Regions from separate parts of the Homo sapiens genome. Here region 2 is linked to region 1. The links are chromatin loops, found by intact Hi-C in ENCODE. Cell type or tissue: HCT116. All regions are shown on one strand. Links, peaks and the distances in the headings refer to the core of each region. The heading gives the core; the rest is flanking DNA. Region 1 holds the start of MCFD2-AS1 (MCFD2 antisense RNA 1). Region 2 overlaps PRKCE (protein kinase C epsilon).

Region 1 (16,448 bases), core at 6,534-14,533:
CCTCGGCCTCCCAAAGTGCTGGGATTACAAGCGTGAGGCACCGCACCCAGCCTGAAGGAAAGCTTTAAGGTGAAGCAGAAATCAAAACAAACAGAAAGGAAACATCAAGGAGATAATGCAGGGACTAGAAGATAACTTTTAAAAATTATAATCAGTATCCTCAGAGAAGTAGGACTTCATCACATCCATGAACAACATTCAGATGCCAATAAAACAAGGAACAACTGGAAAAGAGAATCTAAAAATAAAAATGATGATACCCCTCCCCCATGCTTTTTCTTAAAAGGGTTAAACCATAAGCTCAGGGAAATCTCCCAGAAAGCAGAACAGAAAGACAAATAGATAAGTGATAACAGAGAATGGATGAGAAAATAAGAGGATCTATCGTGGACATTTAATATCCAATCAATAGGAGTTATTAGGAAGAAAAGACAAAATGCGATACGGGGAGGAGAGTAACCAAAACCAACTCAACCTGGAATGAGAAACAAACGGGTCCAGAAGGTGGGAACGTAATAATTTTTTTGCCAAATAATGAACTGGCTTCAGACCAGACCAAGTCTAGAGCTCACCGTGCCACCACGCTCTGCTCTCCTCCCCATCTTCAGATCTGCATTCTCCGGCTCCGCGTAGGGGCAAGATGGCGGCGCCCGCTCCAGAGCATGCGCCTCAGCTTCAGGAAAAAGCCTATCACGGCACACCTATGCCACACACCTGTGCCACGGCTGACCTAGAAGGCTCTATGGCATAGTGCTAAGAGAATGAACTCTGGCGTCAGACTGTCTTGGTATCAGTCCTGGTTTTGCCACTTATGAGCTCTGTCGCTTGGGCATGCTACTTAGTGCCTTTGTGCCTCAGTTTCCTCATATGACAATAGGGATAATAATGATGGTATCACCTCATCTGGTCACTGTGAGGGTTAATTGAGTTAACATGGTAAAATCCTAACAACGAAGCCGGGATAGAGGAAGCACTTTTTCAGTGACAGCCAGCATTATTATTCCCAGTCCACCCCTGGACAAATCACTGAGGCCAGGGCCATGCCACATGGGCCAGTTGGCTCAGGCCTTGGTTATGTGCTGCATCCTGGGTGAGGGGCTGGAGCCCCACTGGTAATAAAATGATTGACAGTGGGGAGGAGGCATTTCAGAGAAGGAAATCCAGGTACAATTACCGGAAGAGGCGGGTGGGGAGCTGCTGCACGGGATGCCATAGCATGATTGGCAATGGACTATTTGCTTCTTTCAGAGAAATCTCCTTCCTCGCCGCTATCTGGTATTCTGGCTCCATGGCTCTGCTGAGGCCATTATTATACTGTATTGGAAGGCTCGGGCCTTCAGCAGAACAGTCCAGAGGGCCGTGGGCACCGTATTCTCGCCTGTGCCCCCACCATCAACAAGTGGGGAAGCTGTGTTCCCTATTCTTTCTGACAGCACATCATCATCCAGTTTTGCCCCCTGACTGCCGGGAATCACTCAAACTTACCTCCCAGGAACAAAGACTGGTTTTCAGACACGATCCCATCTAAAACCATTTTAGGAAAACAAAAATTATTCAGCTATGCAAGGGCCATTTGAGCCGATCTACACCTCTCTACTTCTTAACCCAAAGCATCTGCACTGGGGTTGCTTCCCCTCACCCCAGGCATTCCTTAGTAGGGAGGAGTGCCTGCTTTGCAGCCAGGAGACTGCCAGATCCCTTCAGGGGGATGCTTCCTGAGCAAGTGGGAAGGTCTGCCTACAAAAATTAAGTCACCCACCCAAGTCCTATAGCCAGGAAGAGAGAATAGAAATATGCCAAGAAGGCGCATGAGAGATGAGATGGGAGGCAAACGGGAAGGTCAGCCATGTTCTGGTCTGTGCCCAGGATTCGATGGCACCAGAGTGCTGAATTGCAGATGGGAACAGGACTGGGAAAGTCTACAGGATATTGTGTGAGGATGAACATTTAGCAGGGGAACTCAAGGGAGGGGAGTTTCTATGTCAAATGTAATTGATTTTTACAGTAATGCTCTTTAAAATGTATAAATGTGACATCTTTTCCCACTCTGTGCTTGACTACACAACTGTAATTCACTCTGTCACTCTTGGTGCTACAGGAATAAAATGCTGGTGTTTTATTATAAAAAAAACTTTCATTAAAGATCATTTGAAAATACGGAATAGAGGAGGGATGAAAATACAATCCAATTGTCCAATATAGCCATTGTATTACGGTCTATCTCCTTTTGATGTTTTTTTCCTGTTTCTATTTTGTTTGTTTCTTACATACTTGTAATCGTGATATTTATACAATTGTATGTTTGTTTGTTTTATCAAAGGCATGCTCATGCATAAAACCTTTTCTATTTTTACCATTATTTTTTGAGGAAATTGAGTTACTGAGGTTTGAGCAATTTTAAACCTTGGTCAATATTGCTAAATTGCTGTCCCAAAGAGTTACTCTAATTAAAACTTCATTCACATTGTATATAAAGAGGCTATTTCCTTTAGCTAGACTCATAGCATATACCAACAAGTGTTTCCCTAAACATAGAGCAACGAGATATTAGTGCTTTTAAATTTCTGGTCACATTAGTGCTGTATACACCAGCACTATATATATCTACCATTTTATTCAGTTGTGTGTTTGTTTATTTGTTGATTCATTCATTGGATATTTATTGTGTGTTTGCCATGTAACTTCTTTCGTCTAGGCTCTGGAGTTAAATAGCTTCTGAAGAAGAGAAAAAGCAAGAAGACTTTTTGTTTCTAATTTTTTTTTTTTTTTTTTTGTAGAGACTGGGTCTCATTGTGTTGCCCAGGCTGGTCTCAAACTTCTAGGCTCAAGCAACCCTTCCACCTCAGCCTCCCAAAGTGCTGGAATTACACGTGTGAGCCACCATGCCCAGCTTAAAGGCTTCCCCTGAGAGTATTTTCATCAGAGGACACAGATGTATTTTTGCATAGCATCCTCAATAAAAAGAGCTAAGTCACATTTCCACCTCAAGAGAGAATTCATTCTATTAAGAACTCTATCTAGCTATCTGTCATCTATCTATCTATCTAGCTATCATCTATCTGTCTATCTATCTATCTATCTATCTATCTATCTATCTATCTATCATTTCAACCACGGAATTAATAGCAGAAACCATGAACATTATATCTGAACTTTTTGGATCTTTAAAAACCAAGCAGGACTTCTGCTTCTAGGAAGATGGAGTAGAGGCACTTCCCCCTAATTTTTCTTGCAAATTACAACAAAAACCCTGGACATTATAAAAACAACAACAAGAAGATTCTGAAAAGTGGAGAAAATAAAGCAGACTGTCCAGGGACCTTGCGACCTGAGCAACAACATGGCAGTGAGTTCCCTGGTTTTTCCTTTTGCCTCATATATGTAGACTTGGAGCTAAGGAAGCAGGAGCTCAGAAACACCAAAGGATGTAGAAAGGCCCCAGTAAAAACTTGCTGTCTCTACCCAAAGGATGAAGAAAAGGACAAGCAAGACAGAAAGCTTCTAGATAATAACCGCTCTGCTCCAACCAAACACCACAGGAAGGCTGCAGCCCCACCTGCATCCATGGCAGCAGAGTGGGGAGCCTAGACTTCCACCCTCACCAGGCCTCGCCAAGGCACCCCTCCTTCTTTCTGCTATGGTAGCATCAGAGGAGGCCAAGGAAGGAGCTGGGATTATCCCTGGGTGGTAATGAGCCCCCCTTCTGCCCACGGGGTTAGTGGAGAACATACAAGAAGCCTGGACCCCTAACTGTCAATAGGGAGGCTCCCCTCCCCTTCCTGCTGGATGGTGTCAGAAGAGGCCTACTGGAGAGTCAGGACTTTCAGCACTGCCCAGTGATAACAAGGTGATGTTCACCACAGTGTCAGGAGAGACCACTTGGGAGCCCAAACTCCCACCCCTGCCTAGCAGTAATGAGAAGTCCTTTCCTTGAGTGTCACTGGAAGCAGAGCAGGGAGCCTGGACACCTGTCAGTGATACAGTGGCACACCTCCTTTACCCTGCCAGAGGGGTGTCCTAGAATACCAGCTAAAGCAGAAGGTTTACATAAGATCCAGTCTTATAACATATTACAAAAATATTCAGGTTTCAGTTAAAAAAAAAATAAATAAATAAATAAAAATCGGTCTTCATACCAAAAACCAGGAAGATCATGAATAAAGGAAAAAAGATGTCAACACTGAGAAAACAGATATCAGAATGATCCGATGAAGATTTTAAAGCATCCATAGTTAAAAGTGCTTCAATGAACAATTATGAACATATATAAAACAAATGAAAACAACACATCTCAGCAAATAAATATAAAGAAGATATAAAGAAAAGTCAAATAAAAATTTTAGAACTGAGACATACAATAATTGAAATAAAAAACTCAGTGGGGCCGGGTGCGGTGGCTCATGCCTGTAATCCGGGCACTCTGGGAGGCCGAGGTGGGTGGATCAGGAGGTCAGGCATTCGAGATCAGCCTGGCCAACATAGTGAAATCCCATCTCTACTAAAAATACAAAAAATGAGCCGGGTGTGGTGGCAGGTGCCTGTAATCCCAGCTACCTGGGAGGCTGAGGCAGGAGAATTGCTTGAACCTGGAAGGTGGAGGTTGCAGTGAGCCGAGATCATGCCACTGCACTCCTGCCTGGGCAACAGTGCGAGACTCCATCTCAAAAAACAAAAACAAAAACAAAAACAAACAAACGAAAAACAGTGGATAGGCTCAATGGCAGAATGGAGGGGACAGAGGACAGAATTAATGACCTGGGTGACAGAACAATAGGTGTTACCCAGTCTGACCAACGGAGAGAAAATAGACTGAAAAATGCATGCTCAGAGCCTTAGGGACCTGTGACCTATAACAAGAAACCTAACATTCCTGTCATCAGAGTTCCAGAAAGGGAAAAAGAGAGTGACTGAAAAAAAAAATACTCAAAGAAATGGATGAAAACTTCATAGATTTGACAAAAGACATGAAGCTATAGACTTAAGAAGCTGAGCAAACCCTCAAGAGAGTAAACTTAAGAAAAGCTATTCCAAGACACATCATAGTCAAACTTCTGAGGACTAAGGACAAAGGAAAAAAATCTTAAAAGCAGTGCAAGAGAAACAACAGCTCGTATATAAAGGAAAAACAATGGAATGACGGCAGCTATCTCAACAGAAACCATGGAGGCCAGAAGTAAGTGGCACAACATTTTTCAAGGCCTGAAAGAACTGTCAATCCAGAATCCTATGTCCATTCCAAATATCCTTTAGGAATGAAGGGGAAATCAAGATATTCTCAATTAAAGGAAAACTAAGAGAATCTGTCCCTAGCAGATGTACCCTAAAAGAATGGCAGAAGGAAATTCTTTTATTTATTTTTATTTTTTTATTTTTTGAGACAGAGTCTCACTCTGTTGCCCAGGCTGGAGTGCAGTGGGACAAACTCGGCTCACTGCAACCTCTGCCTCCCAGGTTCAAGCAACTCTCTGCCTCAGCCTCCCCAGTAGCTGGGATTATAGGTGCCCGCCACCACGCCCAGCTAATTTTTGTGTTTTTAGTACAGATGGGGTTTCACCATCTTGGCCAGGCTGGTCTTGAACTCCTGACCTCGTGATCCACCCACCTCTGCCTCCCAAAGTACTAGGATTACAGGTGTGAGCCACTGCGCCCAGCCAGAAATTGTATTTTTGTTGTTGTTCTGTTTTGGTTTTGTTGTTGTTGTTGTTTTCTTAGCATCTACATTAAAGGCGCAAACTGAAGGAAATTCTTTAAGCAGAAAAACAATACATAAGAGAGACTTAGAATATCAGGAACATGGTAAGCAACAATACAGATAAACACAATAGACTTTCTCCGCTTGAATTTTCTAAATTATGGTTAGTGATTGAAGCAAAAATTGTAACATAGTCCAATGTTCTAAATGTATGTAGAGGAGATATTTAAATGGGGGGAGGGTAAAAGAATGTAAAGAAAAGTAAGTTTTCTATATGTCACTTTAAGTAGTAAAACGACACATGTAAAATGGTAGAGCCACCCTGGAAAGCAATTGGCAGTTTCTTAAAAAACTAAACACATAACTACCGTATGACTCAGCAATTGCATTTATGTTCACACAAAAGCCTGCACATGAGTGTTTATAGCAGTTTTATTTGTGATAGTCAAACCTGGAAACAGTGAATGGTTAAACAAACTGTGGCACATCTGTTCCATGGAACACTACTCAGCAATAAAAAGGAGCAAACTCAGCAGAAAGGAAACAAACACGCTACAGCCTGGATGAATCTCCAGAAAATTGTACTGAGCACAAAAAGCCAATCCCAAAAGGTTATATACTGTATGATTCCATTCATACTGGATTCCTCAAATGACAAAATTATAGAAATGGAGAACATATTTGTGGTTGCCAAGAATTAAGGAAGGGGTGGGAACAGGAGGGTGTGGGTGTAGCTATCAAAGACCAACAGGAGAGATCCTGTAGTGATGGGGATGTTCTGTTCCTTGACTGCACCAGGGTCAACATCCTGGTTGGGATATTGTATTATAGTTTTGGAAGATGCTATCATTAGGGGAAAACAAGGTCAAGGGTATGCAGCATCTCTCTCCATTATTTTTTACAACCTCATGAGAATCTACAATAATCAAAATAAAAAGTGTAATTTAAAAAAAAGTGTTAAGGCCGGGTGCCGTGGCTCTATAATCCCAACACTTTGGGAGGCCAAGGCGGAAGGATTGTTTGAGCCCAGGAGTTCAAGACCATCCTGGGCAACATAGTGAGACTCTGTTTCTATTTATATTTTTAAAAATTAAAAAAAATTAAAAAGAAGTGTTGAAGGCAACATAATCTTTTCAACACCACAATGGCAGTTTGAAACTTCAGCCCTCTGGGACAGTATCTCACTAGGCCCATTACTGGGTGTTTAGCCCCAGGGACTGTATTGGTAGTGCTCTCGATAAAAGCCTGTTTCAGAGGCTTTCAGAGAATTCGCTTTGCTCTGACAGAATCAAAAGGAAACCTCATCGCTGGGCATTTTCTGTCCATGGATTTCCAATTCCCCCCTGGGTGGCTAGGGAAGGACTGCAGGTCATGCCTGTCCAGAGTGATGAGCCCTGCTGCCCAGGGAGGGGAGGGAGAGTTTGAGGGGGTGGTGTAGGGTTGGCCTCAGTGGCTCAAGTCCCACAGGACTGAACAAGCCTGAAACCAGAGATCCAACAGGCATGCAAATCAAGGAGATCTTGGGGAGAGATCCTGTGTCTCTCGCATGCCAGGGAATCAGAGTGCAGGAAGTAGTAAGGGCTTAGCCATGAGGGGGTCTCAGGTGTCTGTAGTTAAATTCCTGGGCTCTGGCCGGTATGAGAAGGGAACAAGGTAACCGTCTCTAAAGGGACAAAGATGTGGTGGATGCTAAGCCAGGTGCCCCTGGTCTTTTCTTAAAGGGTTTTGGAAGTGCCTATTCTTGTAGCCTGTGGGTTAATGGGAACCCAGGAACCCATCCATGACAACCTCGTCAACAGCCCAGCCTTGGGGTCCTGGAGCAGGTCACGGGACGGGAAGAAGGTGGCGCAGGTGGAGCAGAGGCTGATGGTAACTGCATGGAGTCCAGCTGGGGAAGTCTAAGGCCACAGCTGACCACCTCCCCTGCCTCAAGGTGGGGCCTCCAGGCTACAGCTCGGGCACCTGTGTGCCTCCCTCTCTGCTCTTCTCACAGTTCATCCCCTCCAAGAAATCAGACCTGCCCAGCCTCACTGACCACAGCTTCAGAGCTAGGCCTGGATGCCTACCCAAGCTGGGCCAACACATACTCTCCCCTGGGATTTGACAGGGCCTGAGAAGCACAGCGGCAGGCAGGAGGCATGGGAAGGCACAGGAGTGGTAGAGCTCCGTGCCCTTGCTACTCAATGTGTGGGCCACACACCAGCAGTGTCACCCAGGGGTTTATGAATGTGGAACATCAGGATCCACCCAGGTCAGTTGAGTCAGAATCTACTTTTTTTTCCTCCAGATCCCACAGGACTGAAGAATCTACTTTTCAACAGATCCCCAGTGATTTGCATGCTCATTTAAATTTGAGAAGCTCTGCTCTGGAGAGGTCCCACAACACTTATCCCCAAGAGGCCTGAGCTGCCCAGTTCCTACTGCTCTGAGAAGTGGGGTTCCATGCTCCCTTGGATTCAAAGGCTCCTGTTGACTTGCCTTTTTCTAACTCTGGCCAGCTTGGTTTCTGTATTTCTTTTTTTTTTCTTTTTGAGACGGAGTCTCACTCTGTCCCCCAGGCTGGAGTGCAGTGGCGCAATCTCAGCTCACTGCAAGCTCCGCCTCCCAGGTTCACGCCATTCTCCTGCCTCAGCCTCCCAAGTAGCTGGGACTACAGGCACCCGCCAAAACGTCCGGCTAATTTTTTGTATTTTTAGTAGAGACGGGGTTTCACCGTGTTAGCCAGGATGGTCTCAATCTCCTGACCTCATGATCCACCCGTCTCGGCCTCCCAAAGTGCTGGGATTACAGGCGTGAGCCACCGCACCCGGCCTCTGTATTTCTTTTAACGAAGAAAACCTAATCAATGCACACGGGCAGGTCTGGCGGGGACAGTATGATTCAAGGGGAGGCTGACCTTGCCCAGAGCATCAGGCAGTTTGCCATACAACCAAACGCCCCCCACAGAGGGCCAGTCCTTTGTGTTCATGAATGTTTTGAGTCAGGGGAAAAAATAAATAGGCCAGGTGTGGTGGCTCATGCTTGTAATTCCAGCACTTTGGGAGGCCAAGGCAGATGGATTGCTTGAGCTCAAGAGTTTGAGACCAGTCTGAGCAACATAGTGAGATCTTGTCTCTACAAAAAATAAAAAATTAGCCAGGCATGGTGGTATATGCCTGTGGTCCCAGCTATTTGGGAGGCTGAGGCAGAAGGATCACTTGAGCCTGGGAAGTTGAGGATGCCTTGAACTGTGATCACACCACTGCACTCCAGCCTGGAGGACAGAGCAAGACCTAGTCTGAATAACAAATAAAATAAAATAATAAATAAATAAATAAATGCTCTGAGTCTTGTTAAATGAAAATCCTCCTGAAATGAAAGTTTCTAGTCATTTATCCTTTAGTATGAAGTACCTTCTCAGATTCTTGCCAAAGAGACCACTTTCTAGGTTGGACATAGGAGAAGTCACAGAAACCTTTCTATTTTTACACTTTGATTAAAGGCCTGGCTCTGCTTCCTCAGAGAAGGCCTGTATTGAAATTGCCCTGGGGCTGTCTTTTTTTATTTTTTATTTTTTGAGACAGGGCCTTGCTCTGTCGCCCAGGCTGGAGTGCAGTGGCGCAGTCTCCGCTTACTACAAGCTTGCAACCTCCGCCTCCTAAGTTCAAGGCAGTTCTCCTGCCTCAGCCTCCAGGGTAGCTGGGATTACAGATGCCCACCAACACACCCAGCTAATTTTTTTTTCCCTTGAGACGGAGGCTTATCCTGTCGCCCAGGCTGAAGTGCAGTGGGGCAATCTCGGCTCAATGCAACCTCTGCCTCCCAGGTTCAAGTGATTCTCATGCCTCAGCCTCCTGAGTCGCTGGGATTACAGGCGCCTGCCACCATGCCCGGCTATTTTTTTTTTTTTTTTTTGTATTTTTAGTAGAGACGGAGTTTCCCATGTTTGGCCACGCTGGTCTTGAACTCCTAACCTCAGGTGATCCACCTGCCTCGGCCTGCCAAAGTGCCAGGATTATAGGCATGAGCCACCGCTCTCTTTATTAAAAGAGAGCTCCTGGGGCTCTCTTTTAATAAAGTGCAAAGTCCTGTGTCTTTTCTCATCTGGGAAGCCCTCTCTGCCTTGTCCAGCCATGGTCACCTGTCCCTTCTCTGAGACTCCAGAGCAGCGATCCTTTACCTTTTGTGTGTGTGGACCCCCTTACAGAACAATGTTTTCAAATGCATAAAATAAAAAACAAAGGATTTCGAAGAAATTAATCATATTGAAATGTAAGCATCAAAATATTTAAAAATGAGTGATTTAGTAACATATGTGCTTATTATTTTTCTTTTTATAAGCCTTTGTCAGAATATATGTGCTTCCTAATTAGCATAGTAAGATCTAGTAGCAGGTCTACCAATCTCTTGTCATTTCTTTTTTTCTTTTTTTTTTTTTTCGAGACAGAGTCTTACTCTGTCCCCCAGGCTGGAGTGCAGTGAGGGATCTCGGCTCATAGCAACCTGTGCCTCCTGGGTTCAAGCTATTCTCATGCCTCAGCTTCCCAAATAGCTGGGATTACAGTTGTGTGCCACCACACCTGGCTAATTTTTGTATTTTTAGTAGAGATGGGGTTTCACCATGTTGGCCACGCTGGTCTCAAACTCCTGGCCTCAAGTGATCCGCTTGTTTCAGCCTCCCAAAGTGCTGGGATTACAGGAGTGAGCCACTGTGTTGGGCTCAATCTCTGTAATTTCAAAATAGTGATGGCTCTGTCGCCCAGGCTGGAGTGCAGTGGCGCAATCTCGGCTCACTGCAAGCTCCGCCTTCCGGGTTCACACCATTCTCCTGCCTCAGCCTCCCGAGTAGCTGGGACTACAGGCGCCTGCCACCACGCCCGGCTAATTTTTTTGCATTTTTGGTAGAGACGGGGTTTCACTGTGCCGAAATTTTTATTGTCAATCCTGACAATCATTGAACCCCTTAGTTCTCTTAATACATTTGTCATTTACAGATGAACCTCTAGATGGCGGCAGTGTCCCACAGAATGTCCTTTTCCAGGCCTTAGTATCCCATCCAGGGTTTTTACGTGTCACTTCTCTTTCATTCCTGCAAATGCCAGGAATGACTCCTCTTCACCTCTCCCTGTATAAAATGGCCACCAGAAAAACTCCACAACACACACACACACACACACACACACACACACACACCCCAAAATCACTCGAAAATGAATAAGAATGTGAAAAGAATCAAAACGCTCAGACTTACCTGCTTTGGGGAAAGGAATTATTAGCCTTTCCCCAAACATAAGTGATGGTCAGACAAGGGAGAGGTGATGGTGGTGCTGTGGACCCTGTAAACCCTGAAGTGTCCAAAGCAGTTTGCACCTAGACCTCGGAGAGGGAATCCACGCCCTGTCAGCTCCCTTGCCACTGTGCTTTCTTGCACCAATACAAATACCTCCTGAAAAATTCCAAACTGGTAGCAGCTGAGCAGACGGGAAAAGGCATTTTCCCCACCCTTTCATGAGGATGGCTAACCAGCGGAGACGGCCACCCCAGGGGCGGCAGTGAGTGTGGGGATGAGCAGATGAGCGACGTGGGATTCAATGGCACACAATCTGAATTTGGACAACCGGGTAGATTGAAAGGGCCAGACCCCGAGGGAGAGAGAGGGAGGGCGCTGACTGCTTTGCTCCCTGGGGCTTCCATGGGAACATGAATCCTTAAGTTTTAATTTCAGCAAGTCCTCCAGAAGTTACCAAAGCTGAGAAAACTCTCCTGCTACCATTCCTCTTCAAAAAGTCTGAGAAAGCTAAAAGTCCAAAGGAGGTGAGAAAATAAGGTAACTTTGCTTTGTAAAATGTTATCCATCCTCTTGCAACACAAGCACCAAAGAGAAATCAAACAGGTTTATTTATTGTCAAGCCTTGAGAAACAGACTAAGATAGTAGTGCTGTACCATTCTATGTTGTGAACTTTTTTTTTTTTTGAGACAGGGTCTCACTCTGACACCCAAGCTGGAGTGCAGTGGTCTCAGATCACTGCAGCCTCGACCTCCTGGGCTCAGGTGATCCTTCCACCTCAGCCTCTCAAGTAGCTGGGACTACAGGCACATGCTTCCATGCCTGGCTAAATTTTGTATTTTTTCTAGAGACGGGGTTTCACTGTGTTGCCCAGAACTCCTAGGCTCAAGCGATCCACCTGTCTTGGCTTCCCAAAGTGCCAAAATTACAGGCAGGAGCCACTGCACCCGGCCTGGTGAAAACATTTCAATATCCTCAAGGATCTCTCCATATTGTGAATGGTATCAGGAGCTTCAGACTTGGGATTCAAGTCCCAGGCAGGGTTCTTACCAGTTACATGGCCTCTCCAAGCCCCAGTTACCTTTTCTGTAAAGTGGAGAAAGTCTGGCACCTACTTCATTGGGTTGTTATGGAAATTAAATAGAAAGTGCTTGGTGCAAAACCTGGGGCATTTATTGATGACTAATTAATAAGTTGTCTATTTTGATATGTTGCTAGGCATGTATTCATTCAACCAAGCCTGCTGGATCTCTGAGGACATAAATTAAGATGAGTAAGACCCAACCTCAGGCTTCAAAGAATAGAATATTTACTGTGCTATTGTAAAACTGGGAGATAAAGGAGTGTATATACACCCACTGATAACATATTTCATGATTCTTAGATGTACTTTTTCATAGTTTAACATCTTTGACAACAGTTTTTATTTCTTGATGGTAAAAAAAAAGTAATGATGTGACTTACAATCAGTAGAATCTTAGATTTGGTGAAAAGCAGCATAAGCATAAAGAGAGTTTAATGACAGAGACAGAGCGATCAGCTTACCACCATGATTCAGCCCATAGGAACCCAATCAGAATTCCAGTACAGGGGACAGCTACAGAATGCTGTCTTCTGTCTCCTGAGACATGTCTGCTCCTCCCTGCAGTGCTTTTGGGAGACAGGAGTGGGAGAGGCCTTTGATCTTGGTGCTGAGGGCTGGGTGGTACCTAAATTACAGTGCACGTATAGGTCTTTGTCTAGAATGCAGATCCTCAGCCCCTGCCTCAGAGGATCTGGTTAGGTTGGTCTGAGGGTGGAGGCCTAAGTGATCCAACCAGCTCTGGGTCCTTCCTGGTGTGAGGGGATTCTTTGCTTGGGGAGGAGTGTCACTGCCCTGGGCTCAGGAAATGATCTTTACCCGAAATTAGGAAACCTGAGCTTGCATTCAAATGCAGCTCCTCCAGTAGTGTGCAGAGGCTAGCTCATACCGGTGGGCATGAAATCAGCCACAGTGGGAGCATTTACACCACAGTAATGGGCAAGCTTTTTTTTCTCTCTTTCTTCAGAGTCACTTTACCAGCACAGAACTGTGACTTTTCTTCAGTTGGGTAACCTCGAAGATATCACTGAAACTCACTTCAAGCCTGTTTCTTTCCATCTGAAAGGGGATTATTATATTTCTAACCTCACAGAGCTGTGGAATAAATGAGTCTTCAAGTATGAGAAAGCATCTAGCCCAGTGCTAGGCTCTAGTGATTAGTAGTTTATTCTTTCGCTCTAGAAGTTTCCTATAATGTTTTCTCCTTAGGAACTTACCAGGGTGAGAATGAAATGAAATGAACATACTTCATGATGAAATTCAAATCTCAGTGTGGATGATTAGCATTTAGCAGGAAGGATAATGGTAACTTTATGTAATCTTTTACAGTTTAACAAGCTGTATTTCATGTGGCATAAGCTTACACCACAAACATTTTCCAGATGAGGAAACCAAGGCTCATAGAAGTTGACTTGCTCAGAGTCATGTGGTGTTTAAACGAGGCAGAAACAAAAACTTTCGATGTACTGCTGTCCCTCAGTGTCCATAGCAGATTGGTTCCAGGACCCACCCCCCAAGGACACTGTGGATACCAAAATCCATGGATGCTCAAGTCCCTGATAAAAAATGTTGTATTATTTGCATATAATCAATACACATCCTCCTGTGTACTTTAAATCATGTCTAGATTACTTATAATACCCAATACAATGTAAATACTATGTAAATAGTTGCTAAGTTGTATTGTTTACAGAACAATGTTGAGAAAAAAAGTCTGTGCATGTTCAGCACAGACACGATCCACTTTTCCCCTGAATATTTTTGATCTGTGGTTAGCTGAAATCCACGGATGTAGAAAACACAGATACAGAGGGCCAACTGCGCTTCCCCCCATCCCATCCCATGACAGTAAAGCCTGTGTACAGAGACCTGGGTGGGCAGGTGGTGTTAAAACAAACCTAATACCCAAACCGACAAAATTCCTAACCAAAGCTTAAAGTTTAGTTGGAAAGCTTAAATACCCACATGGGAATCTCCTGAGGATGATGACCAAGTCAAGCCCTGGAGGTCGCCATTGGCAGATGGGCTAGTGAATTCCCTTGCCCAGACACATCGAGGGCCATGCAGGATAGTCTCACATCCTTCACACTAACCACCTGCACAGCTACCGTCTTCCTTGACTGGATTCCTTGCCTGCATTATGGTTCTCTGATCGTCACCCCCATCTTTGTAGAGAAAAGCAGCACTCAGGCTGAAGCATCATTTCCTTCTCACTCCCTTGGCTGCACTTAGCCTCTCAGTTTTTTCCAAGACAAACATAAAATTCTTGAGAGCTGAGACTGTCCACCCTGGTGTGAATGCAAATGGTGGTTTAGTTTTTGGTTTCTCAAAGTCTGAACTTTACTGCCCAAGCTGCTTATAGACTTACGAGCTGATTAAAATAAAGGAAAAGAAAACCTCTCCCAGCTGAAAATATGCCCCGGACCTTTCCAAAGTTTAAGTGAAGTTGAAATTCAGCAGCAGTTGGGCTGCAGTTGAGAAAAGGGGCTTTGAGCCAGATCCAGCCTTCATAGTAAGAAGGTGGTAAAGGGTCCAGCCTTGTAGCTCCAGGAAAGACAGTATCTTCCCTTTAAAAGAGAAAAAGTTAGCTTTCAAAGTGGATTCTCTCAACCTTGGGCTTTGTGGAAATGTAGAAGCAGCTACCTTCCCTTTCTTTCTTCTTCTTCTTCTTCTTTTTTTGTTTTAGAGTCGGAGTCTTGCTCTGTTGCCCAGGCTGGAGTACAGTGGCACAATCTTGGCTCACTGTAACCTCCGCCTTCTGGGTTCAAGCAATTCTCCTGCCTCAGCCTCCCAAGTAGCTGGGACTACAGGTGCCCACCACCACACCCGGCTAATTTTTGTAGTTTAGTAGAGACAGGGTTTCACTGTGTTGCCCAGGCTGGTCTCAAACTCCTGAGCTCAGGCAATCCACCCGCCTCAGCCTCCCAAAGTGCTGGGGTTACAGGTGTGAGCCACCGTGCCTGGCTCCTTCCCTTTCTTAAAGGAGTATGCCACTGCAATTCAGAGTTCCCACCATTTCCCAATTATTACTGCCACTCCACTCACCTGTAGAATAGACACCCATTAAAAACTCTTTCAGCCTTAGAGATTCCATGATTAAGATATTTATGATTCATCCACATTTTGAAATACAAAAAAATCATTTTGTTCAAAAATGCTTGCTGCTGTGGGAAAATGCTCACAATATAATGCTCTACACACTGCTGGTACTGGGAAGTCATGTACTAAAATGTGAACCATGGTCATCTCTGGGCTTTGAGATCACCAGTGACTTGTGTTGTTTTCACTTTCTGCATTGCATGTCATTATAATTATTAGTTTCTCTCCGACACTCGACACTCGGGGGGAACTGTAAGCTCTCTGAGTACAGGGTGTTTGACTACTGTATTTCTTGATGTATCCACATCCCTAAGAACCAGAAGGCACTTGATACATATTTGTCAGATGAATGACCGAATGAAAGCCTTCGTGAATTCAAAAAATCACTGCACAATGAGCATACATAACTGTTGAAGGGCAAGGGAAGCAGTAGATGCAAATATTAATTTTAAAAAGTGTTCTGATGAAAATTCATACCCTTAAATGCTTTTGTTAGAAAACAACATCAGAAACAAAAACCCACAGAAGTTTGAATATTGTGTAATTAACGAAATGTTAAACAGGGCTTATCCTGTCACGTCAGTTTCTAGGAGAAGATGTCAAGTCCAGGAAACTGTAGGCTGGTATCTCCAGCCATGGGGAGTCTCCCAAGAACACACCGAATCTTCCCAAGAGAGTCAGTGCTGAACACACCTGAGAATCCAGAGCACATGCAGTTTAGCCTGATTGGGCTGGGAGTCGGCAGGGGCGATGTTTAAATTGGGTGAGAGTTTGGACCTTTGATATGCAAATGAACTAGACTTTTTTATTATAGAAAATGGAGGCTGGGTGCAGTGACACACGCCTGTAATCTCAGCACTATGGGAGGCTGAGGCAGGAGAATCCCTTGAGGCCAGGGTTTAAGACCAGCCTGAGCAACACAGCGAGACTCTGTCTCTACAAAAGCAACATATATATTTACATATGTATATATAAATTTTAGTATATACATATGTAAATATATATATGTGTTTATATACGTATATATGAAATACATATAGCTGGGCATGGTGGCACGCCTGTAGTCCCAGCTACTAGGGAAGCTGAGTTGAGAGGATTGCTTGAGCTCAGGAGGTCCAGGCTGCAGTGAGCTGTGAGGATGCCACTGCACTCTGCCCTGGATGACAAAGGGAGACCCTGCCTCTTCCTGCATCCTCCTCCTCATCAAATGAATGGATTCGCCTCATTATGTGATGAGAGTCACTGTGGCCTTGAGGGCACAGGCACAGCCACCTTTACCTCTGTGTCACTAGCTCATATGGGCAGCACA
Region 2 (16,448 bases), core at 3,601-11,600, 830 kb after region 1:
ATTGCTCAGGAAAATATTAGTTCTGATTTTTCATTCACTAGTCTTCATTCAGTAGCAGCCTATGGCTCCATGATAAACAAATTTCAAATCAGCTGACTAGTACATATTTATAGAGGACTTCAAAAAGGCTACAATCTCTTTGGAGAGATGAGAAACTCCAATGAAATACGTTAACATTATTCGATGGTATTTTATTATTTGGAAGTTTCCATAGAAGAGTGGAGATTTAGGGGGAAGGTGTCAAAATGAGTAGGGTGTGGGTTTTCTGGGTGCAGGAAAGCCATGAGGACATGGGCATCTCTACGCATTTGGTTTACTTAAGAGAACAGTGATGAGACCTAGCTGTTTGGAGCAAACCATCTCCATCTTGGCCTTTTTGTTTGCTTAGAAAATGATAATCTAAGGCAAATGAGAGGACATAATTAACAAGTAAAGAGTAATCATGGCTATCATTTATTGAGCACCTCCTATATGTCAAATATAAGCTACTTTTCCATTGATGCAAGAATTATGAAAGCAAATGTTAACATCCACATTTGACACAAAGATACAGAGGCTCAGAGGAGTTGACTTGCCCAAGGCCATGGAACTAGTAAGTAGCACAGCCAGAATTTGACCCCGTGTCTGTCCCAAAGCCAGGGGCTCTTTCTGTTACTCCAGGAGTCACCCTCACCATCATTCAATAGAGCTGTCAATAAAATGCCACCTTTGTTTTTGTTTTTGTTTTTTTTTTGAGACGGAGTCTTGCTCTGTCGCTAAGGCTGGAGTGCAGTGGCATGATCTCAGCTCACTGCAACCTCCACCTCCAGGGTTCAAGCGATTCTCCTGCCTCAGCCTCCTGAAAAGCTGGGACTACAGGTGCATGTCACCACACCTGGCTAATTTTTTGTATTTTTAGTAGAGACAGGATTTCACCATGTTGGCCAGGATGGTCTTGATCTCCTGACCTCGTGATCCACCCTCCTTGGCCTCCACAAGTGCTGGGATTACAGGCATGCGCCACCGCGCCCAGCCATAAAATGCCATTTTTTTATACATCAAAAATGAAGGTGCTTGAGGCTAACATTCAAAAATGTGTATTGAGGGTCCACACAGGAAGCCTGTGCTCTGGTTATATTTATAGAGGTGGTCTCAAGTCTCTAGAACACAAAGTCTCTGCTACCTCGTGAAGGAACACAACAGTTCTCCCTGTGACCAAAGGACCCTTGCCTTCTTTAGAGTCAACCTAGAGTCCAGGTGAATACAATGTCATGTCTTTCATACAGTGGGCTGCTTTGTAGCAAACTCCACCATCTGGACGTCACTGTAAATCAGTAAGAGAGAAGAGGTCCTCTGAGCAGGAAAAGAAACACTAGCACCAGGACCCACGTGCTACTCAACAGCAGAAGTGAACACCATGTGTGAATCTGTCGGCTAGGTACCACTTTGTGGTTCTATCAGTAAAATTCAGGTTAGGATTTCAACCTTAAGAAAATTCCATTCTTCCCAGCTTAGGAAATAAGGGAATAGGTGACCGCTAGAATTGCCCCAAAATTGCCAATCTGGAACTATTTAAAGCAGGAATAGCAATCCTAACATCTTATAGCCCTTCTTATAGCCAACTGTTACACCAAAGTTGCCAAGAAAAACTAAAATAAGATTCAAAAATCTTTTTACCAAGACTTTAAAATTTGTGCTAATTTTATTATAACAGTGATGCTATTGCTATGAATGATTATGCAATGATTTAGTTTGGAAATTTTTTCCATCAAAGTGGTATACTGATTTATAAGGGCCCATATAAACTGTGTAACATGGAAACCTGAATTTCCTGATAAGTGCTAGATAAATGAATGGAATCAAAATACAGGAAACTGATTTTTTAAATGGTTAGAAAACATATGAATGACTTTTATGTTCTAAACTCTAAGTACCCTATAGTTGTTCTTATTGTTGATTGGAGTATTTTTTTTTGCAAAGTATATACTTTAAAAAATCCTTACTTACAGAAACATATTTTAGACGCATACCATATCAGAATCCAGAAAAGGCCTACTGACAGCCTTCAGAAACCACTTCAGAGAACAGTCATGTAATTTCAACTTCAATAGTTAGTGACTGGCAATTTGGAGATATTTCACTTTCCAGGTGGTGAGCAACAGGTAAGTGAGAATACAGCAGAGGCTACCACGTAAAAGAAAGTCTCTGAAATGCCCTGGTCTGTCTGCTCACTAGAAGACATGCCACTTCTCCTCTTCAAAGCATCTTCAATGATTCTTCAAAGCATCTCCATTGTCATTTGGAACCAAGCCCCAGTTCTAAGCAGCAGTGCTTTCCACACTTGAGCATGCAGAAGAATCAACTGGACAGTTTTTATAGCATAATTCCTGGACTCCACACCCAAATATTCTGATTCTGCAGGTCTAAGTTGGGACCGGAAATCCTGCATTTCTAAGAGGCTCCCAGGTAATGCAATGCTGCTAGTCTAGGGATCACCCTTGGAGTCACAAGGACCACAGCTCCTGTCGTCTGGTGGTAATCTAAATTTCAATCTGGTATCTCACAAGTCCCTACTTGAGCTGATCTCTTTTAATATCACAACCACTTCTTGCTCTTGGTTACTTCTGAGGCATTTGGGCAACTGCTCCAAGTCTCTCCCGTCTACATGCCAGGCATTTCCTATCCTCCTGCTCATTGGTGATGCCTTTGCAAATGAAGACAGCCCTTGGAGAATTCTTCTGCTTCTGAATTCACGGCAATCCTTAAACTACACATCTGATGATTGATCTTATTCTGTATGTGACAACCTTCTACCATTGCCTTATATTGTTACATCAGAGAGAGTTTTTTAAAGTTGGTATTATTTTTCTACCCTTCTTCAACTGGTCTTTCTCAGTCCTCATGAGTAGGAATTATACCTTGCACCTAATGGTACACCAATAAATAATGACTGATTAATTAGATATATCAATTAATATATTTAATATCATTTTGGTTCTGCTCTGCTATGATTGTCTGAACTACCAAGGTGGGTGAGCACCATTACTCTAGAAAACCTAATTCAACACTGTTTTATTGTCTTGTTTCCCAGGGCAGCTCCTGAAGTCTCTTTCTGAATCCTTTACTGGACCTAACAGAGTAGGCATGCTCGTAAGTTAGATAGCCTATGACTCAAGTGGCTCACCAAAATAGATTATTTTTTTCATCCTGGATACAGACCAGCTAAGGTTTATACTAATTCATGACCCTCTGTTAAGAATCTCAAAGGGAGATTCTACCCACTGATAATGTAAAAGTGCAGACAAACCCCCAGTCTCTCTCTGAACAATGAAAACGAAAGATGTTTCCATTGCCTTCTGACTAATCCCTTCGCGAGTGATATAATCAGTAAGCCAGTAAGGAAACCCTGCCTTCAACGAGAGTATGATGTAAAAAATGTGCATTCTCTTGCAATACTGACCCATGAACAATCTAATGCCAGGAAACCCACAACAAATGCCTGGAATACCGGCATTCCAGATTCACATGACTTTTACTGTACCCCTACCTTGCGTTATATTCTTGGTCTGTAGCGTTAGGAGAGTTAGCTAAGTAGTTATTACCAAGTTGTCTAGCTTGATAAGGATGGGCAAGCCCTCCACTGTAGACCCCCAGGCTCTGCTTTAAACTAACGGGAAGTTTTATGCGTTAATTTCATGAATGCCATTCAATGTTCAGCAGATACATTGTGAGCATCTACTAGATGCAAGCAGCGTTCCTGCAACACATAAAGTGCTCATTCTTCTTTTGCTCAGAACTCTAAGATGTGTCCACCCTTGAAATTACACATGGTGTTTCATTTTGCACCACGTAGGCTGGGCCCAAACCTGAATACGCACCAAACATGTGGAAGAGACGAGAAAGACTGCAGGGAGCAAAGGCCAGGCCACAGCATAAAACTCACTGCCTTCGGCTAACAGGTACTCCTGTCACCTCTGCCTTCCAGGTAGCGCCAAAACTGCCTCTCAGATGTCACCTCAGGCTGTTTATTGTGACTCTGAACCACTACTTTAAGTACCATTCTTTTCCTATTAATCCAAACTGTTTAAATAAAATTATTTTGATGGATGAAGACTCAGTATATATAATGCACGTCATTCATTTGGCACTTGTTCAAATAGGATATGGTGATATCTTGTATAGGACCAGGCTGAACATTTATCTGTAGAAAGGAATGCATTGCTTGGCCAATTAATAGCCAATGCAAAGGTAGATAATGTTTTAAATAATTTAAGAATAGAAAGAAATTTTTGGCACAGCAGTAACAACTACCTATTTAGCAAATGTGCTGGTTAAAATGATCCTTATCTTTTTATCATGTCAGGCTCTTCAGAACTTCTACCTGACAACAATTTTATTAGCCGTTCTAGTTCCTGTCCATGCACAGAAGTAATACAATGTCATCACTTTGAACATATTCCATATTACTCAGATTAACCACCAGTTCAAATGGTTCAAATGAGTTTCCTTTACCACGTATCTATGGAGAAGATAAAACTCTGCCAACTTAGTTAAAAAAGAAGCAATGATAAGAATCATTCTTTGGGGTTGACTTCCCACCACCCCAAAGACACAGCTCACCACAGAACTAACTCTTCTCCTCCTGTCTGTGAAGCCCAGGACATAGTTCCCACGTACTTATAACCAAGGGTCAGCCAGTGACAACAGTTGCCTGTAGCCTAAGAGCACAGCGAGAAACTTCTGTCCTGCTCTGATCATCTAAATGGAAAATTTACGAGATATACAGACAAATCAGTTCACAGACTATGCCCCAAGCACTAGAAATAACTTATTTCTACAATGTATTTGTACAAAATGTTCTGGATAATATAAAGTTGTTAAATGAATATAAGTCTAGGATTCCTAATTGGAGTGGATCGTTCCCTGCCCTCTTCCCCTGGAGATGGGAAAATCAAAAAGCAACAGACAGCCTTAGCCAATTCAACCTCTACCTATCTATTTTCATTCATAAATTCGGAGGGAAAGAAAGGAAGGAAAGAAAGTGAGGTCTCAAAAAAATGAAGTGAGGTAGGTGACTCATTACTTCAACATTTTCTTGGGGGTAACTTTAGCCAAGCCAGTGCTCAAGTAGGTGTATAGGCAGAAATAGGGGGAAAAACAGATACATCAAAACAAAGGAAGTTTATAAATGCTTCCCCTTCACCTGATATTGTACAGGGCCATCTCACCACGCTACAGCCCCTGCAACCCCTCACCACTTCTGTGTCTTTCCTCTAGGTCACAGCCTGCTGCTCCACACTCTGTCATGGGAGATGCCAAGGTTAAAATGACAGTTGGACTGTCAGCATCCAGCTTTTTGGAACGTCTGTTAAATAGTCTTGACGGATGCTGGATCTTTGCAAATGGGTGGTCGGGGACCAATACAGTCTCAGAAGAGGTATTTAAGACAAATTAAACAGCAGTGTTCCCCTGGCCCCATGGGCAAGAGGCAAGAGTGGGTTAGCTTCCCAAGAGACCGTGCCATCAGCTAAAGCATGAATCAACTGATCCATTCTATTTTTTAAACGTTTGCAAACACTTTCCTGGGATCAGTACCATGGCTCAAAGCACCTGTGATCATTTATGGCTTGGAAATATAATAAAGATATTTTAGGATAATTTTTTAATTGGAAAATATTTAAATTCCTTTTTGCCATATGTTTCTGACCTCCAGTGACCTCAGATCTTGATTAGGAAGATAAAGCAAAGACCAACCAGAAGTATGTAATTTTAGAACAGGAAAGTCGATCTGAAAAGTAATTTCTCTAAATTTAGTTACAGTAGCTCTTATCTGAACTGTGGTCCTTACACACCAATAACTTTTGGCTATTCAGATGAGAAGAACAACAAATTTTTTACCAAAATTGTTGTGTTCTTTTTCTGACTCAAGCTTAACCGGACAAATGAGAAGATGGAAGGGCTACTGGTGGAGTCAGAGAAATTCTTTACGTGAAATGACGTCTGCTTTTACTTGTTGGGAAACAGATTATTTTAAGAGAATATTAGAAACTATGACAAACCCCAAAACTGTTTCCCGTCAGAATTCTTGGAGGAATTGCTTAGTTTACCCACAGACACACTCCCTGGCCCCTGAATACTAGATAAACAGCATTCTTTCAAGATACAGGTCTTGAACAGTCATTTTCCCCTTTTCTCTTAATAGCAGGCTTTTAGGTTTAAACTATCCAGAAATTACATTACCACCCATGTCTCCTCCTCCTTTACCTGTTTGCAGAAAAGAAGCTTGGTAAATTATTATCGTATAATCTGTGATGCCAGCGCTGAAGTGTGGAATAATTTAAATATTTTGAAGGGTCGAGGATGTACAGGGTCAAATAACTTAAGAGCATGGCTTCTCAAGCTAGAACATGAAAAATTTCTCTTCTTCTAGTTGAAAATGGGGAGCCACATCTACAGAAAGCTTGGGCTTGGTGTTGGCAACAATGGGGCCTCCCCTTTCCCACTGCCCCAGTCCTTTTCTCCCCACACCCACATGAAAGGACGATACATTCCACAGGCCATGGATGAGCATCAAGTAGCAAAATTCTATAAGACTAAGAATCCCCCAGAAAGAGCCCAAGAGAATTACCAAAAAAACTTCTGTAATTTTGCCTCCAGTCCTAGTTTATTATATGTTACCAGTTTTAGGCCAATGAGGCATTTTCCAACTTCCCTAGTTCGTACTGTCACCAAAATCAGAGTCTAACTATGCTTAGAAAATGCTTCTTTGTATCTCCCTAATTCTTCTTCTATCTAATCTACAAAGGAGATAATATTCAGTCAGACTCTGCTTCTGGTGCAAGCTGCTGATGAAAATCTAAATCCCTCATGCTATGATTTAAGCAGTTATTGCCAAGACTGTCCTTTCTATTACCATCTAATATCATTTATTAAAGAAACCATTAGTGCAAGGAAATCTGATTAATTTGGGATTGCCAATTACTGAGAAGTGAATCATTAACAAATTCATATGAACTTCATTTGCAAATAGAGAACTTTTGAGTGTCGAAGGAGAACGACTATATTTTTAAGGGCAGTTAACAATTTTCTTTTTCTTTTTTTTTTTTTTTTTTTTTTGAGACAGAGTCTCACTCTGTCACCCAGGTGGAATGCAGTGGTATGATCTTGGCTCACTTCAACCTCCACCTCCCAGGTTCAAGCGATTCTCCTGCCTCAGCCTCCTGAGTAGCTGGGATTACAGGCACGTGTCACCATGCCTGGCTAATTTTTGTATTTTTAGTAGATACAGGGTTTCACCATGTTGGCCAGGCTGGTCTTGAACTCCTGACCTCAAGTGATCCGCCCACCTCGGCCTCCCAAAGTGCTGGGATTACAGGTGTGAGCCACTGTGCCCGACCAGTTAACCATTTTCATAGACAGTAAAATACTGTTAGCAAATGAAAGATGTGAGGCCTAACACCTGATGATAGTCAACAACTCTTCGGGCTCAGAGAGGACTGGAATTCTGTGAAGTCATTAGAAATGAATACTCCACCCTTCTCTCAGGTTATTGAATAATCTGTATCTTAAATGACTTTGATAGGAAAATGCTACTCCAATTTAGCCAGAAGAGGAGTCGCTGGTAAGGAGTTGCTGGTAAGGATTTTTACCCCAGAAGGAAGTGGCGATTGGTCTAGCAAAACACTGTAAATCTTTTCCTGCCCCTTGCAAGATGGTCACAGTTGCGGAATTCTCTGCCCTGGGAGCATGCTTGACTTCCATTTTCAAATACAAGGGAAAACAAACAAACTCGAGCTGCTTCACAGAGCCTCAAATAGCTTTTTCCAAAGATGGGCGCCATCCCCCATCAGGTGGGTTTTTGAGGGCCCAGACCACAGAAACCATCTGGGAGTCTGTGCTCAAAAGTTCAGAACAATCCAGAAATTATTTCAGCTGTTTTCATTTTATAAATAAAACAAAAACACCAAGTAGGAACAAACAAACACATGCTTCCATGCGTCTATTTTTAAAAGAAAAGACAGCTCCGCCCCGACTTTTTTTTTTTTTTTCTGTTCAACTTCAGGCTCTTACACATAAAAGTATAACACAATGCTGGAAACTGAAGCAGTTCCAAATTTTCTCCTCCTAGAATATCACCTAGCTATCTAAGCCTAAAGCATTTTAGGTCCTTTGTCTCCTCTTTCTGGCCCTGGATCAACGGAACATAATAACCAGTTGCTATTTCATCAACATCCCCAGGGTCCAACCTTGGCCCACTCAGCTCTGCCTTTCCAACAATCATCGCCCTCTCGTGGCAAAAGCTGTTAACTGCAAGCTACTTAGCAAGTTGACTGCAGATGGAGAATAAAATGATCAGCTTGCCCACTCTGCTTTCTTTCGTGATTTCTAAGAATGCACTTAAAATGAGAAAACTGGAAGATTTGTATGTAATTGATTTAAGTGTAGGAAAACCTACATTAATAAGCTGAGGCCGGGCGCAGTGGCCCATGCCTGTAATCCCAGCATTTTGGGAAGCTGAGGTGGGAGGATCACTTGAGCCCAGGAGTTTGAGACCAGCCTGGCCAACATAGCGAAACAACGTCTCCACTGTAACTACTCAGGAGGCTGAGGCAGGAGAATCGCTTGAACCCCGGAGGCGGAGGTTGCAGTGAGCTGAGATGGTGCCACTGCACTCCAGCCTGGGCCACTGAGCGAGACCATCTCAAAAAAAAAAAAAAAAAAAAAAAAAGGCTGAGCTTTTATACCCTTCAACTCCTACTTAAAAGAATATTGGGGGTGAAGTGGGGGAGGGTTGGTCAATGCATAAACACAGAAAGCAGATTGTTACTGCATTGCAAAGAGCCCCTTAGGTATCACTCTGTCGAACTCTCCTATTTACCTATTAGTCTTCATAGTTTGTGTCTAGTCCTAATCCCCGGGGATGGTTTTAGAATCACAAAAGAGTGTTCTTGGCACACTGGGCTTCTCATGGCTTCCTAAGGGGCACACTTTGAAAGAGAGTCTGACTAATTTGAGTAGGACATATCTGCCCAGGGAGCACCCACAGGGATGACCTGTCACCAGAACACACAAACGACCTCATGCACCGGGCCAGATTTTGTTTCTGAAAGGCTAAAACCCTATCCTCAACAAAAGAGTAGGGGACATGTCTATCGTATTCATTCCCATGCCCCCAGCATCTGACACAGGGCTTTATATCCAGCAGGAGGGCAAGAAATACTTAATGTATGCATGAGGCTGGGTGTGGTGGCTCACGCCTGTAATCCCAGCACTTTGGGAGGCTGAAGCAGGTGGATCACCTAAGGTTAGGAGTTTGAGACCAGCCTGACCAACATGGCGAAACCCTGTCTCTACTAAAAGTACAAAATTAGCCGGGCGTGGTGGCACTTGCCTGTAATCCCAGCTACTTGGGAGGCTGACACACTAGGATCTCTTGAACCCGAACCCGGGAGGCGGAGGTTGTAGTGAGCCGAGATTGTGCCACTGCACTCCTCCTGGGCGACAGAACGAGACTGTTGCAAAAAAAAAAAAAAAAAAGAAAAAGAAAAGAAAAGAAAAGAAAAGAAAAGAAATACTTAACGTATGCATGAGTGACAGCGAGATGCTGAATGGGTCTTCAGGAAAGCAAACACCGTGCTCATCTCCAGGGTACTTTGATTTCCAGTCCTGATTTCTCCCAGGAACTAGGGGATTTAAAATGCTACTCCGGGAATCCTTACAGATACCAAGGAGGTGGCTTGGGGGTTGGCCCCCAGCTCACTTCAGTAAAGGGAGGATTCCTCTTTCATAAGTTTATATATTGAGCTTCTCTGCAGGATTCATATTAAGGAAGGATTCTATTACTAAAATAGCCAGAAATGACTGCTCTAGGTCATTGGCCCCAGCACAGTAACAACGGACTTGAGAGAAATGGTTCTTCTCTCACCCAGAGAAAACAACGATAACTAAATTATAGGGGGGAAAAAAAAGAATAAAAAATTGTTAAAGGCCAGGCACCATGGCTCACGCCTGTAACCCCAACCCTTTGGGAGGCTGAGGCAGGCAGATTGCTCGAGCCCAGGAGTTTTGAGACCAGCCTGAGCAACATGGTAAAACCCCATCTCTATAAAGAATACAAAAATTAGCTGGGCATGGTGGGGCACACCTGTAGTCCCAGCTACTCAGGGGGCTGAGGTGGGTGAATCACCTGAGCCTGGGCATTTGAGGCTGCAGCGAGCCCTGATCATGCCACTGCATTCCAGCCTGGGTAATAGGAGTAAGACCCTGTCTCAAAAAAAAAAAAAAAAAAAAAAGGAAAAAAAAGAAGAAAAGAAAATCATTAAAGACAAAAAATCTGGCCGGACGCAGTTGCTCACTCCTGTAATCCCAGCACTTTGGGAGGTGGAGGTGGGCGAATCACTTGAGGTCGGGAGTTCAAGACCAGCCTAGCCAACATGACAAAACCCTGTCTCTACTAAAATTACAAAAATGAGCCAGGTGTGGTGGCGTGCGCCTGCGGTCCCAGCTACTCAGGAGGCTGAGGCAGGAGAATCACTTGAACCTAGGAGGCAGAGGTTGCAATGAGCTGATATCGTGCCACTGCACTACAGCCTGGGTGACACAGTGAGACTCTGTCTCAAAAACAAAAAACAAAAAAACAAAAAAAAAAAAAAGGAGAGAGAAAAAAATCTGACTATAAGATTGACAGAACTAGACAATTTCTTTGGGTGAGTGGGATGGACGCACAGGTGCATACAGCAACGGGAAGGGGAGGAGGGGTGTCTTATAATCACACAGAACTCTTCCGGGACCCTTTTCCCACTGGAACTCAGTGGTCCTGGAGGGAAGGACTGCTTTGGGAGCTAACAAGATTGGGTACTGTTTTCCTTCTCTGGTCTTTCCCCTCTCCTTCTGGATGACAGCTCCGTGTTGATGAGTGTGTGTGGTGCCCAGGAGCAGGAGAGCTCCCAGACAACTCACTTAACCCTCACTGCTTTGCCTGCCTCCGGTGTCATCACGAAGGTATTGTAAAACCATGGGCAGGGTCTTCTCTCTTGTGCAGGTTCTTGGGCTGCCCGGGCAGTGCCCAGGAGGAAGGGCTGTCTGACCTGACGTATGGAGATTAGACATGAACTTGCTACCTCAATCATACATTTGCTTAACTTCAGCTTTGGGGGGCTGAAAATGCATCCCTAAACTGAAATAGTTATGTTCCCTAGAGAAAAGATATGGCAAAAAGACTCTTCTCCCAACTAGTAAGCAATTCAAAGCCAAAGATATACACTGAGGTTAATAAAATACAGAATAATTCACATTGAATTTATTTACTATTTTTTCTTTAGTCCTTTAAAGTTCTTTTAATTTTATTTGGTTTTAATTTTTCCCATATATGTGGCAATAATGCAAACACATGACCTTGAGCACAAAGCAATAAGAAAATGTCAAATTAGTAGTAAGAAGTGCTCCTGGATAATCTCTAGAATGTGCAATATCCTTTGAAGTTAAGTTTATTTCAAAAATAATTCAAATGCTGAAATAAGCAAATTACAAGTAGTAAGCAAATGGCCCAAACCAGGCACTGTTGTTGTTGTTGTTGTTTTAAAGAGACAGGGGTCTCACTATATTGCTCAGGCTGGAGTGTAGCGGCTATTCACAGGTTCACTCATAGCTCATTACAGCCTTGAGCTCCTGGGCTCAGGTGATCCCCCTCAGCCTGCCAAGCAGCTGACACTCTAGGCATCTGGCTTCTGGGTTTTGAGAATGTTGAGAAGTGCAAGCATGGTAGGCAATAACTAAAATAATAAACCGCCTCTCAAATCTGCTTAGAATATTAGAAAAATAACTAATCTCTGCAAATGTGAGATAAATCCTAATGGCCTGAGTTTTTCTGAATAAGATTCTGGAAAGAGACTACTGAAGTACTTGTGCCATAAAGATTGACCAGTCACTGCTGCTGGTTACTTAAAGGAGTGACAAGAATCATCCCTGGTTAATGTAATGACTTATGGGCTGAGGCCACTGTATGTAGTGATTGCAGAAGATAATTTGTTTGGCTAAAGGAAAACAAAGTGCAAATAAATAGGCATTAATACTATTTTATTTGATCTAAAAGTGATTTTTGGAGGGTCAAGGGTTGAGGTCTCACTCTGTCATCCAGGCTGGAGTGCAACGGCGCGATCATGGCTCACTGTAGCCTTAACCTCCTGGGCTCATGGCTCACTGTAGCCTTAACCTCCTGGGCTCATGGCTAGTGATCCTCATGGCTCAGCCTCCCAAGTAGCTGGGACCACAAACAAGCACCACAAAGCTCAGCTAATTTTTAAATTTTTTTGTGGAGACACGGTCTTGCCACGTTACAGGCATGAGCCACTGCAACCAGCCTGAATGATCTTTTATTCTATTACTTAAAATGACACTTTTAGTGGGGCATAGTAGCTCATGCCTGTAATCCAAGCACTTCACAAGGTGAAGGCAAGAGGATCACTTGAGCCCAGGAGTTTGAGACCAGCCTGGGCCACACGGCAAGATCCCATAGCAACAAAAATTTTAAAAATTAGCTGAGTGTGTGGTGGCACCCGCCTGTGGTCCCAGTTCCTTAGGAAGCTAAGCCGGGAGAATCACTTGAACCTAGGAGGTTGAGGCTGCAGTGAGCCGTGTTCATGCCACTGTGCTCCAGCCTGGGTGACAGAGCAAGACCCTGTCTCAATCAGTCAATCAATCAATCAATTCAATGTGAGTGAAACCACAGCATTTGGGACATCTGGAAGACTGGAAGTGTCGAGGCCTGTCTTGATGGTGAGTAGTCCGACACTCCGCCACCAGGTGATATGCAGAATGAGTCTGGCGTTCACATCTTTACCACAACTTTCTGATTTGAAACGACTCTCATCTCCCCTTCTCCACTGCCTGTTTCTCCAAGCCAGGTTTATGGGATTTAAAATTCAGACCCTTTTTCTTCTTTAGTTGAAGTTTGGTTGATTAAATAAATATTTGGCAGTTTAAACAATGAGCCAGTTCCTTTGGGAACATGACGTTTCATCCCCACACAATGAGCATCTGGATCCCAGCCAGTCCTGTCCCAGCTTTCCAGAGGCTGGATGGGTGGTGTGGCCAGTTAGCCTCCTCTTGTCCTGACCTGCCATGGGCCACCAAGCCCTGGATGTTTGTGTCCTGCCAAGAGGGAAGCCTCAAGTCTGCAGAAGCAGCAAAACTCAGTCCTCCGTGCAGCCTTGTCTAACGTCTGTGTGCACCTATGCAGGCCACTTTACCGAATGGGAACAGAACTAGATGGTCCCTGAGGTTCCTTCCAGCTCTAACTACAAAGTGCAGAGGAAACTATGAATTTGCCCATTACTTCACTGTTGCAAATTGGAAAGTGAGGGCAGAGGAAAGGAAACTGAATTAGGAGGTAACTCCTGAGGTCTGACCAAGGTTCGCATTCTCTTTGTGGCCGGCAAGTGGCTTTTGCCTTTCCTTCACTTCAGTTAGTGTAGAAAGAATCACTGTGGATGGCCCTAACAGTGGTATTTATACTCAGATCTTTTCACAAGTTGTTGCTTATCTGATCCTCACAACAGCTTGGTGAGGGAGACAGGTGGCTATGTCCTGATCTCCATTTTTGTGAAGGAACAAACTGACGCCTGAATGCTTGAGAAAAAATACAAATTAAAATAAACAAACAAAAATACAAGGTCATATAGACATTCAGTACATTAAAAAAAATTTGAAGGCTGAGCCGGGTGGATTACCTGAGGTCAGGAGTTCGAGACCAGCCTGGCCAACGTGGCGAAACCCCGTGTCTACTAAAAATACAAAAATCAGCCGGGCATGGTGGTGGCGCCTGTAATCCCAGCTACTCGGGAGGCTGAAGCAGGATGATAGCTTGAACCTGGGAGGTGGAGGTTGCAGTGAACTGAGATTGTGCCACTGCACTCCAGCCTGGGTGACACAGCAAAACTCCGACTCAAAAAAAAAAAAAAGTTGAAGAGAATATTTTTTCTTATCCTGGTTCCCTCTGTTTCCAATACTTTATACCAATAACTTTCAACTATGTATTAAAGAGCCCTAAATTTGGGGGAATAGGTGGGAAGAAGAACAAATTTTCTCAAGATCGTTACAGGAATGTTTCCCATTCCACACGCCCCTTGACACCAGGTGGGATTATTTTTGCAGAAGCAATGCTATGTGACTTCTGAGAGTACGTCATGAAGACAGTGGATCTTCCACATCATTCACTGGAATATTCTCTCCTGAACACTTCAGCCACCACGTGAGCAGCTTGACTGCCCTGAGGCCACCATGCTATGAGGAAGCCCGAGTCAGGCCATACACAGAGACCACATAGAGAAGCTCTGAGACTCCATAGAGAGAGAGAGATGCCCAGCCAGCCCTCAGTTGTTTCCACCCCCTCCATCCCCACTGTTCAAACCCTCTGTAGCCACACAAGAGGCCCTGAGCCAGAACCAACCAGCTGAGCCTCTGAGTTTTGGGGTGATTTCTTTTGTAGCAATAGTGATCCAAACAGGTCCAAGTTTCCCCTATCAGTCAGAGCAGAAGTGCTTTCATCTGTTTTATATACTTGAATTTTCTCATTAATATTAGAACCATGATTCACTACTTAAAAAAAGAAAAGTTTGAAGGCTCTCTTTAAGAATAAGAGAAGAGAATTTCAGCCCTGCTACCACCTGCTGGAAGGATGACATGATGATGGCAAAATCTAACTCTAGGCTTGACTAGTATCCAACACATATTTTTAGATAGATAAATAATTACTCATGAGGCAGAGTAAAGCTTGTAATGAAAAGACATTCAAGAGGAAAAGATCTAAATTCTGGAAACATCTTAATTCGCTAATTGCTGACAATTTTTATCTTAATCAACGCAATACCTTTTAAGAAAGAAAAGATGAAAGGATTTGGGGAAAGTACCATACAATCACTGCAAATAACATATAGGACAGGAACAGCTTATTGGAAAGCCCCTGTTAGGAAAACTTAATCCCATATAAGTTACTGTATGCTTAGCTCACAGCAGGGGCAAACGGGCCAGAGGTACTGAGGTTGGTTCTGGCTTCTGTCTTTTGGGACAGACATTTGAAGACAAAGCACACCTGGAGGAGAGAGATCTGAAACTGATGGGCCTGAAAGCCAAAGGATGAAATGGAAAAAAAAAAAAAAGGTTCAAGAACATTAACCGTGAAGAAGTAAGATCAAGATCAAATGCAATTATTGTTTCCACAAATGGCAACAGTGAACAGCTGATGGAGCTCCTACTCACTGGGTATACTTGATTCAGTCCTCGAAACAGCTTGCTTCCATTTTACAGATGAGAAAATTATGGCCTAAGGTTATAGAGCCTGTTGGTGGTAGAGCCAGGATTCAAACCCAGAAAAATGGACCCCTGAAGTCCTGTATTTTTTATCCACAATGGGTTGGCATGCAAAAATTAGACTTACTGGCCGGGCGCTATGACTCACACCTGTAATCCCAGCACTTTGGGAGGCCAAGGCGGGCAGATCATTTGAGCCCAGGAGTTCAAGACCAGCTTGGGCAACATGGCAAAACCCCATCTCTAACAAAACTATACAAATTAGCTAGGCGTGGTGGTGTGCACCTGTGGTCCCAGCTACTAGGGAGGCTGAGGTGGGAGCATCACTTGAGCCCAGGTGGTTGAGGCTACAGTGAGCGGTGATCTTGCCACTGCATTCCAGCCAACAGGGCAACAGAGCAAGACCCTCCTCAAAAAAAAAAAATTAGACTTAGCATTTTTCCAAAGGGCAGATCCAGGACTGAGAATGGAAGTCACAGCAAGGCCAATGCCAATGGTGGCTCAAAAAGAAGAATTTTCTATCTGGTAGGGGTATAAAAGAATCAAAGTTATAGACAAAGGGTATCCTATTGCAGAAAATACACAAGCCAGATAACTAGCTTTGATGAATTTCAGTCTGACTGAGAGATTGAATTGAACCAGGGTATTTCACTGACCCCTTCATGGGAGGGAACTAGAGTTCACGGGCGCTAGAACTAGCCAGCCGCTTCGGTGCTGGCAGGGGCAGACTCCACTCACCTGGTCCCGCTGAGTTCCACCCTTGTGGGATGGGGAGCACAGGTGAGCAGGTGCAGGAGCCAGGGCGAGCACTTTTGGTCGCCAGCAGGAGCAAATCTCTGTGAGGGCCCCGTGGCAGCATCTAAGGTGGTGGCTGTGATCCCTGAAGCCCCAGAAGCAGTATAATAGTGTCCTTTTAGTTTTGCCATCCATGGTGATTTAAGTATGAACAGCTCAGTGGAGGGTCAGTGTGACGGCCTTTTGCGCCTGCATACCTGGCACTTGTATTGTCCGGCGTCCAGGAGGAATGTGATCACGAACGAATTAGAGATGGTAAATGTGGGGGATTTTATTGAGGGTAAAAGTGACTCTGAGTGGGAAGGGGAGCTGAAAAGGGGATGGAGTGGGAAGTGATCTTCCCCGGGATGGCCAGACTCCTTTCTGAA

Evidence for each region. A loop is a pair of places that touch in the nucleus more often than their neighbours do. Peaks named below come from ENCODE experiments on the same cell type or tissue, not always from the same donor. Only the 100,000 strongest peaks of a DNase experiment are listed, where the experiment ranks them.
Region 2: it touches region 1 in a loop (7-fold over the local background); 5 of 110 quality-filtered maps call a loop at or near these places.

Annotation. Positions count from the first base shown.
Region 1 is chr2:46,883,439-46,899,886 of GRCh38, reverse strand. It overlaps MCFD2-AS1 (MCFD2 antisense RNA 1), which reads right to left and starts at 612. Exons shown (of 2, transcript NR_199007.1): 1 at 573-612. RefSeq lists a silencer at 9,399-9,583. In HCT116, for the core only: a CTCF peak has its summit at 10,681 (motif pointing right); a DNase peak (open chromatin) is centred at 10,706; H3K4me3 peaks cover 745 bases.
Region 2 is chr2:46,054,928-46,071,375 of GRCh38, reverse strand. All of the region lies in intron 10 of PRKCE (protein kinase C epsilon), which reads right to left. Among named protein-coding and RNA genes, the nearest start is that of EPAS1, 230 kb to the left of the region's middle. RefSeq lists an enhancer at 2,863-4,062. In HCT116, for the core only: a CTCF peak has its summit at 8,273 (motif pointing left); a DNase peak (open chromatin) is centred at 8,255.